3 separate regions of the Homo sapiens genome follow, and regions 1 and 3 are each linked to region 2. The links are chromatin loops, found by intact Hi-C in ENCODE. Cell type or tissue: PC-9. All regions are shown on one strand. Region 1 overlaps EPHB2 (EPH receptor B2). Region 2 overlaps EPHB2 (EPH receptor B2). Region 3 overlaps EPHB2 (EPH receptor B2).

Evidence for each region. Hi-C counts contacts between places; a loop is a spot of excess contacts. Peaks named below come from ENCODE experiments on the same cell type or tissue, not always from the same donor. Only the 100,000 strongest peaks of a DNase experiment are listed, where the experiment ranks them.
Region 1: a loop joins it to region 2, with 7 times the contacts of the local background. A loop is called at or near these places in 4 of 110 quality-filtered maps.
Region 3: it touches region 2 in a loop (9-fold over the local background); 4 of 110 quality-filtered maps call a loop at or near these places.

What each region holds. Positions count from the first base shown.
Region 1 is chr1:22,825,888-22,828,387 of GRCh38, reverse strand. All of the region lies in intron 3 of EPHB2 (EPH receptor B2), which reads right to left. Among named protein-coding and RNA genes, the nearest start is that of MIR4253, 36 kb to the left of the region's middle. RefSeq lists enhancers at 102-623, 806-1,345 and a silencer at 1,058-1,352. In PC-9, no CTCF peak of the experiment used is centred here; a DNase peak (open chromatin) is centred at 1,367; H3K4me3 peaks cover 1,446 bases; H3K27ac peaks cover 2,500 bases.
Region 2 is chr1:22,748,985-22,751,484 of GRCh38, reverse strand. All of the region lies in intron 1 of EPHB2 (EPH receptor B2), which reads right to left. Among named protein-coding and RNA genes, the nearest start is that of MIR4684, 31 kb to the right of the region's middle. RefSeq lists an enhancer at 922-971. In PC-9, no CTCF peak of the experiment used is centred here; DNase peaks (open chromatin) are centred at 744 and 964; H3K27ac peaks cover 2,331 bases.
Region 3 is chr1:22,831,268-22,833,767 of GRCh38, reverse strand. The region is part of intron 3 of EPHB2 (EPH receptor B2); the gene reads right to left. Among named protein-coding and RNA genes, the nearest start is that of MIR4253, 31 kb to the left of the region's middle. In PC-9, no CTCF peak of the experiment used is centred here; DNase peaks (open chromatin) are centred at 1,097 and 1,537; H3K27ac peaks cover 2,500 bases.

The DNA of each region.
Region 1 (2,500 bases), 77 kb before region 2:
TGGGGAGCTGGAGGGGCCCGGATGCCTCGACTGCTTCCCAAGCCACAGTGTTGGGTGAGTCATGGACCAGTGTAGGCCCTGCTGCTACTTCTGCCAGGGTCCATGGAGAGGCATATGCACCCACTCATGAACCCCACACTGCAGTCCCTGAGGAGCTCAGCCCCTGGTGGTGTCCCTGCTCTAGTCACTGACACAAGATCTAAAACAGCCATGAGCCTGGGCAGCTGGCTCAACCCAGAGAGAACTGAGTGGGGGTGGCTATAGCCCATCAGTGGCCCAGGGCTGGGGAAGCAGAACAGAGATCCCCCATGGCCACCTCTGCTTTGAAATGTTTGTCTTTGCTTGGGCATCAAAAGTGGCCTCTTTCTCCTTATTCTGAGTGTGTGGCTGTGTGGACACACACATGACTGTGAGTGCTCACGTTTATAGCCCTGGCTCTGTCTCTGTATCACTGTGCATGTCCCTCACGTGCAGGTCTCTAAATGCATGTGGATGGTGAAGGCCCCTGGAGCAAGGCCAAGGGTCTGTCACCTTTTGGCTTGTTATCTCTGCAGTCGCCTGAGTCCTGGCGGAGCCATTTCCAGGCGTGAGTGAGACAGGGAACAGGAGGGTTAGCAGGTAGCACTCAGAATTAGGCTTCTTTTAACTCTTCTGACTCTGTGTAAAGCACTCTGGGCTCTAGCACTTCACCACCATCATCACTGGCATGGTTTGATTGAGGACTTACTATGACCCAGGCGCTTTACATGAGTCTCCTAAATTAAGTCTTCACAGTGACCTCACGAGGTAAGTGCCATCATTACCCATTTTCTAGATGAGAAAATTGAGATTTCAGGAGATGCATCCCAAAGTCACTGGCTGGTTAGCAGTCAGGTTGCATGCAGGCTTGACGGACAGCAAAGCCACTACTATGTATAACACTACCATGCTAAAGGCCAGGCTGGCGGCCACTGGACCCTTGCGGAGAATACACTGGGGACGAGGGGCACCTCTCTTCCACCTGCTCCTGCGGGCCCCTGCTGTGAGCCAGGTTGGGAGCAGAGCACACACAGATGGGAGCAATCCAGTTCCTGCCATGAATATATTCAATGCAAGACAAAAGAGAGGACCTGGGCCTGGGGGCGGCACATGTTCCAGGGGCTCCGAGGACAGACTGACACATTCATCTGGGGAAGCCAGGGAGGGCTCTCTGCAGGTGGCCTGGTCTGAGCTGGATCTGAAGAAATGTGAGGAGTTTCCATGAGCAAGGGAGGGGAATCGAGAAAGGTGAGGGGTTCTTCTCCTTTCATAGAAATCTTGTGCTCTGGTAGGGAGGAAGCGGGGCAGGAGCTCTGGATTCCATACTCATTTACTAAGAATTTCAGGAAAAACTGGTTTAGCTCAGACTGGACTGAAAGCAAAGATCAACTGGAGGTCAAAGGCAGGGGGAGGGGACTGTGGGACATCCAGAAAGAACCTGGCTCAATTTATAAACCCTCTCTAGGTTTGGACCTGTGTCAGGCCACGGGGACACAGTGAGCCAGACTGGCTCCAGCATTGCTGGAAGAGCTTGCTGTCCTGGGGGAGGCAGGCGTGACAGCATTTCTCAGGGCCAGACAAGGAGGGAGCTGTGGGACATCCAGAAAGAACCTGCCTCAATTCATAAACCCTCCCTGGGTCCGGACCTGTGTCAGGCTGCGGAGACACAGTGAGCCAGACCAGCTCCAGCACGGCTGGAAGAGCTCACTGTCCTGGGGGAGGCAGGCGTGACAGCATTTCTCAGGGCTGGACAAGAACAGACTCTTTAGAAACGGAAATGGTCTTTTGTGGCCCTTGGAGACTACCTCTCCAGTCCTCCGATGCCAGGAGCAAGGATGCCTTCCCCCTTGAGAGATCACTGGGAGAGAAGTGTTGCTTTAGAACTGGTCAAAACCAAATTGTCTGTTAGAATCAGCATCCAAATCTAAACATCAAAAGTTTAAATTCTCCTAGAATTCCTGGGCCCCTGAGAATATATTTGGGACCCTCTCCCCATTCTGGGGTTTGCAGACCCCAGTTGCAGAAAGTGTGAGCTATATTCTGGGAACTGGTACTACAAGGAAATGCCAAACATACTCCTTAAGCCCAAGGCCGTGGGGAGAGGCAGGTGCGCCCACCTTTTTCTAAAGAGTGCACTATCTATGCTTCTGGAGGTCACACTGAACGCACTTAGTAGACTCACTGCCTGAAGGAAGGCAGCCTCCCTGCCTCCTGCTTCCTCACTCCAATTCACTCCCGCACTGCCAGTGGCCAATCAGCTGATCTAGCTACTCTCCTGCTCAGAATCTGGCCGTGGCTCCCCAGTGCCCTCAGGGTTACAGCTTAAATCCCTGAGCTGGCATCCAGCCTCAGCAGGGGCCTCCTCACTCCTCAGGCCTCAGCCTTCAACCCACCCTGCACTCTTAGCTCCCAGCCACTCTGGGACAAGGGATCTGACTCAGATCCTGGACTCTCCCCTCCCCACCTCAGACACCAGCCAGCA
Region 2 (2,500 bases):
GACATACAACAGATGTCAGCTCAGCAGTGGCCAAAATGCTGACTTGGGCTTGGGCCTTGGGGCTCAGATCTGCCTGTTCCCAGAACAGCAGAGATAACAGGGATCCTGTTACAGCACCGGGACACTTCTGGGCAGGTGAGCACACCTCTGTGCTCCTGCCACCTGGCGCCCCATCAGTCCTGCGTGCAGGAAGCAGATGGGCGTGGGTGGCAGGTGAGCGCTCCCATCTGTCCTGGCAGCCTCCAGGCTCACTCGCTGTGTGACCTCTGCTAGGTCCCATCCCCTCTCTGTTCTTCAGAGCATCCCCCTCCACCAAATGAAGGGCTTGGACTGACCAGTGTTCTTCAAACTTCAGTAGCCCTTGAACTACTGTTAGGACTTTGGCTATTTCCACACAACCACTTGAACTCCACTTTACTTTTAAATTGGCTCACCTATTTTCATGGAAATAAATTCATCAGTAAAGGAAAAAATCAGGCTACTGCTGGAACTAGAAGAGAGCCAGCACCAATTCTGAGAATCAGAGGTAGTCTGGGGAGATGCTTAAGAGCATGGGCTCTGGGGCCTGCTGCCTGGATTCCTAGTCCTTGCTCTGACACTCTGGAGGTGTGACCCAGGCAGGTTACTCAACCTCTCTGTGTATCAGCTTACTCATCTGGAAGGTGGATAATAGCACCTGTCTCATAAAGTCGTAATGGGGATGAAATATTTGTAATATTTGCAAAGCACTTAGAAAGTGCCATTTGTATGTTTGTTAAATAAAAATATATAAGCTAAACTATTCATGATGAAAACAAGATGATGTCCTGGCATTCCAGCTCCCTAGCAGGTTCTGAGCTTGAAGTCTGCTTTTCCCAATTGAAAAGGGAGATTAGGGGCTGTCAGAGAGGTGTTAGAGACATGCTGGCAGGAAACAGAGACTTTCTCCATGAGTAATCAGCAGGCACGGAGGAGAAGGGAAGGGGAACTTTCTTACTGTGTGATTCAGCGTTATTTAATGCCATTTCCGTGTTCCCCTGGAGCCTGCTCCGTCTGACACTCATGTAAACACAGGACTAAAGCACATCAGAAGTCTGGCTCTGGTGACCCAGGACTCCAGAAAGAGAAGAGAGCAAAGCTCTGATGCCACAGAAGGGTCCGGGCCTCAGCACCCATCCCAGCCCATCTCTCCTGCTCCCCCTGCCCCTTGCCTGCTGAAAATCCTTCTACTGCCCCAGCCACTACCTTCCCTGGATTGTAGGGCTGCCCCAATATAAACTACCCCACTGCCTTTCTTTTCATAGAGAGGTGGCCCATGGGAGAAGTTGAGATAAGGATTCTGGACTTTAAATTCCACATCTGACACTTGCTTGCTGTGTGACCTTGGGCAAGTCACATCCCTGCTCTGGTCTGTTTCCTCATCTGCCAAGTAAGAATATAACTGCCTTCTTCAGGGGGCCTTGGGGGCTTATTAATGAGATAATGCAGGTTAAGGTCTTTGCACAGCTCTGAGTGCACAGCTGGCACTCAATGAATGACAGTTGTTACTATAAATAAATTCAAAATTTGAGAAGAAAGTCCTTTGTCAAACCACACGTCTTGATTAGGGTAACTTCATGTATCCCCTCCTCATCCCCATCCTTTTGTCCGTATGTCTTTCTAGGTGTTCCATGAGGGCAGGGACCAGCTGACTCATCTCAGTATCTTCAGCCCCCAGTATAGGGTCTGGAACCCAATGGAGGTCCAGCTGAGTGAGTGAATGAATGAACGAATGAATGAATGAATGGCTCCGGTAGACATAAGCCACCCTGTGGACGGGGAGGAGACAGCATCCTTCCCCTCTCCATCCTGGGCCCAATACCTTCACCTTCCTTTCCCCTTCCCTCAAAGAGGAGCCAGGAGGGACAGCTCCCCTGGCAATGGGAGCTGATGTCACATAGGATCTGTGACACAAGACAACCAAGAAACACCTGTTGTCACCCACAGAACCAAACACCTTGGTCTGAATCCTTCAATTCACTTCCAGGTTTCTGGTGGATCTTTATCATGTGCCCAGACCTGGGTGAGGCAGTGTTGGGGGTAGAGAGTTCTAGAAGAAATGCACATCCCAGTCCCTGCCCTGCATTCCTCTTTTTTTCCAGGGCACCAACATGCTGGCCAAAAGCAAAGCCAGAAAGTAAAAAGGAGGCTGGGTGTGGTGGCTCACACCCTAATCCCAGTACTTTGGGAAGCCAAGGTGGGCAGATCGCTTGAGGTCAGGAGTTCGAGACCAGCCTGGCCAACCTGGTGAAACCCTGCCTCTATTAAAAATACAAAAATGAGCTAGGCGTGGTGGCACCTGCCTGTAGTCCCAGCTACTAGGGAGGCTGAGGCATGAGGATCACTTGAACCCAGGAGGCGGAGGTTGCAGTGAGGCGAGATCCCACCACTGCACTCCAGCCTGGGCAACAGAGTGAAACTCCATCTCAAAAGAAAAAAAAAAAGCCACAAAGTAAAAAGGAAAGAATGGGACAGGCGCCGA
Region 3 (2,500 bases), 82 kb before region 2:
ATTTTCATTTATTGTGAACACTAACACGTATTTGACTTTATACTCTTGTATGTTTTATTTATAATCCATTTAAAACTTTTTTCTCCTTTCTTAATTCTGTGGAATTGATTGTATTTGCTGTATGCCTTTTTATTCCCTCTGCTGCTTCAGAAGTTATATATTCTGTCTTTCATGGGTACCCTGTCATTTTTAACACTCACATTGGCCTCAACCAAGCCAAAAGTTAATTGCTATCCCTATCTACCTCCCAAACAATTTTAGTATGTTGTAATTCCAATCCTATTCCTCCCAGCTTCTATTTTATGGCTGTATTTTTGTTCCACCTACTATTTCAAAAATCTCTTAAATGAGGCCGGGCATGGTGGCTCACGCCTGTAATCCCAGCACTTTGGGAGGCCGAGGAGGCTAGATCATGGGGTCAGGAGTTCGAGACCAGCCTGGCCAATATGGTGAAACCCTGTCTCTACCAAAAAATACAAAAATTAGCCAGGCATGGTGGCGTGCACCTGTAGTCCTAGCTACTCAGGAGGCTGAAGGCAGGAGAATCGCTGGAACCTGGGAGGCAGAGGTTGCAGCGAGCCGAGACTGCGCCACTGAACTCCAGCCTGGGCAAAAGAGCGAGACTCTGTCTCAAAAAAAGAAAAAGAAAAAGAAAAAAAAATCCCTTAAATGAAAAACCAAGTCACCCAAGGATTTTCCTTTCTCTCTTACCAGGTTGTATCAATATCATCTCTAGTATTTTTATGTGTTTATATGGGGGTGGGGGGATGGGGCATCCACATGAGCACAATTCATGTTCCAGAACATTCTCCCTGTCTGTATACATGTGTATTCACTAAGCCACATGTGCATGGCTGTGCATGCATGACTGTTACTTATACATGTGAGTCTGTGGACACCTATCTGTCCCTTTGTACAGGTGCTGTAGTCATTAACAAAATATTTATTGTACCCCCTCTTCTTCTATTATAAAGTATTGGCTGAACCCTCAAAGTCTTAGGTGGGAGCACCTAACGGTTGTGATGACTGCTGATAAACACTCTGATAAATGTCTCAAAGGTTGTGGGAAAGCAGAGAGTTGTACTAACCAGGCTCTTGTGTGGTCAGGGAGGGATTCCTGGAGGAAGAGGCATCTGACGTGAATCATGGCAGAGGAATAGCAACCACCCAGACTGAAGAAGAGTGGCGTAGCCTGGCTGGGATGGCCCACTCCATGACAATCACTAGGGGTGCATCCCAGGCCAAGGGTTAGAAGCTGTGTGATTCTGAACAAGTCCCTTAACCTCTCTGGTAAGAATCCTGGACACCTTGCAGAAGTATTGTGAGGCTCCAAGGAGAAAAAGGATGAATGTGGCTTGCAAGCTGAGAAGGGATACATGGGGTCAAGATTGTAAAATTATAGCATTGGCAACAGCCACCATTTCTTGAGGCCCGGTATTGTGAATCAGCCCAGCAACACTGAGAGGTGGCATTGGTTTGCCCTTACTATTGAGGAAGAACCCACAGCTCAGAGAAGTGACATGACTCACCCAGGGCCATGCAGGGCTGGGCAGGCACAGAGTGACTCAGGACCCATTGTTCTGATGACGTGCACCCTGTTCCTGCTATTCCTGCTGTTGCACCCCAGCCTGGAGTCTCTTGTCCCTACTTTCTGGCTCTCCATCGCTCTCCCTATTCCCCGCTCAAACAGCCAGGGGCCTCGAAGGTCCTCCTGGACTGCAAGAGAGGAAACTAGCACCACTGGCTGCTCCATTTGGGGCCTGGGGAAGCCCAATTCTTCCTCTCCCCAGTACCCCTCCCTCCAGGGGCTCCCTTTGCAGGTTTATGTGGGGCAGAGAATCAGGTTAATGGAATCCTGGCTGCCTCTGGCTAGGTAGGGGGGTGGATAGCTCCCTCTGGAACCCATGATGGTCAGCCCTCTGTTTCCAGCCCAGCCTAACACAGCCCCTCTTGAGCCCTTGAAGAGCCCAAGGGGAGGGTGTCAACATTTCACACCTTTCTGAGGAAGCCCAGGTCAGCATCTCCCACCTACTGCCACGGGGATTGGATTCCCACGATCATTTTGGCCCTCCCCTTATAATCATCTCCAACAACTCTTGCTATCTCTGCCAGCACAGTGTGGCATGGTGTTAAGGCTCTGAATTTGGAAAGCCCTGGATTCCTGCCCTGCTCTGCTTGACCTTAGGCAAACCACTCAGGCTCCTTGAGCCTCAGTTTCTTCATCCATAAAATGGAAATAATAGTAGACTGACTTGTAAGGGTTCCTGGGTTGAAATGAGAGGATTCACGCAAAAGGCTTCACAGGCTGCCTGGCACACAGTAGGCACTCAATATTTTTGGATAGATCAATGCTATTACACAATGCCTACAGCTGAGTTTTTGTGCAAAATGCTTTCACTTTCTGCTAAGGGGGGAGGTAGCAAGGGGCAGCCACTCCCCATCCCAGTTCTGGGTTTGTATCTGGTGCTCACTTACCTCCCAGGACCTGAACACCTTCTAT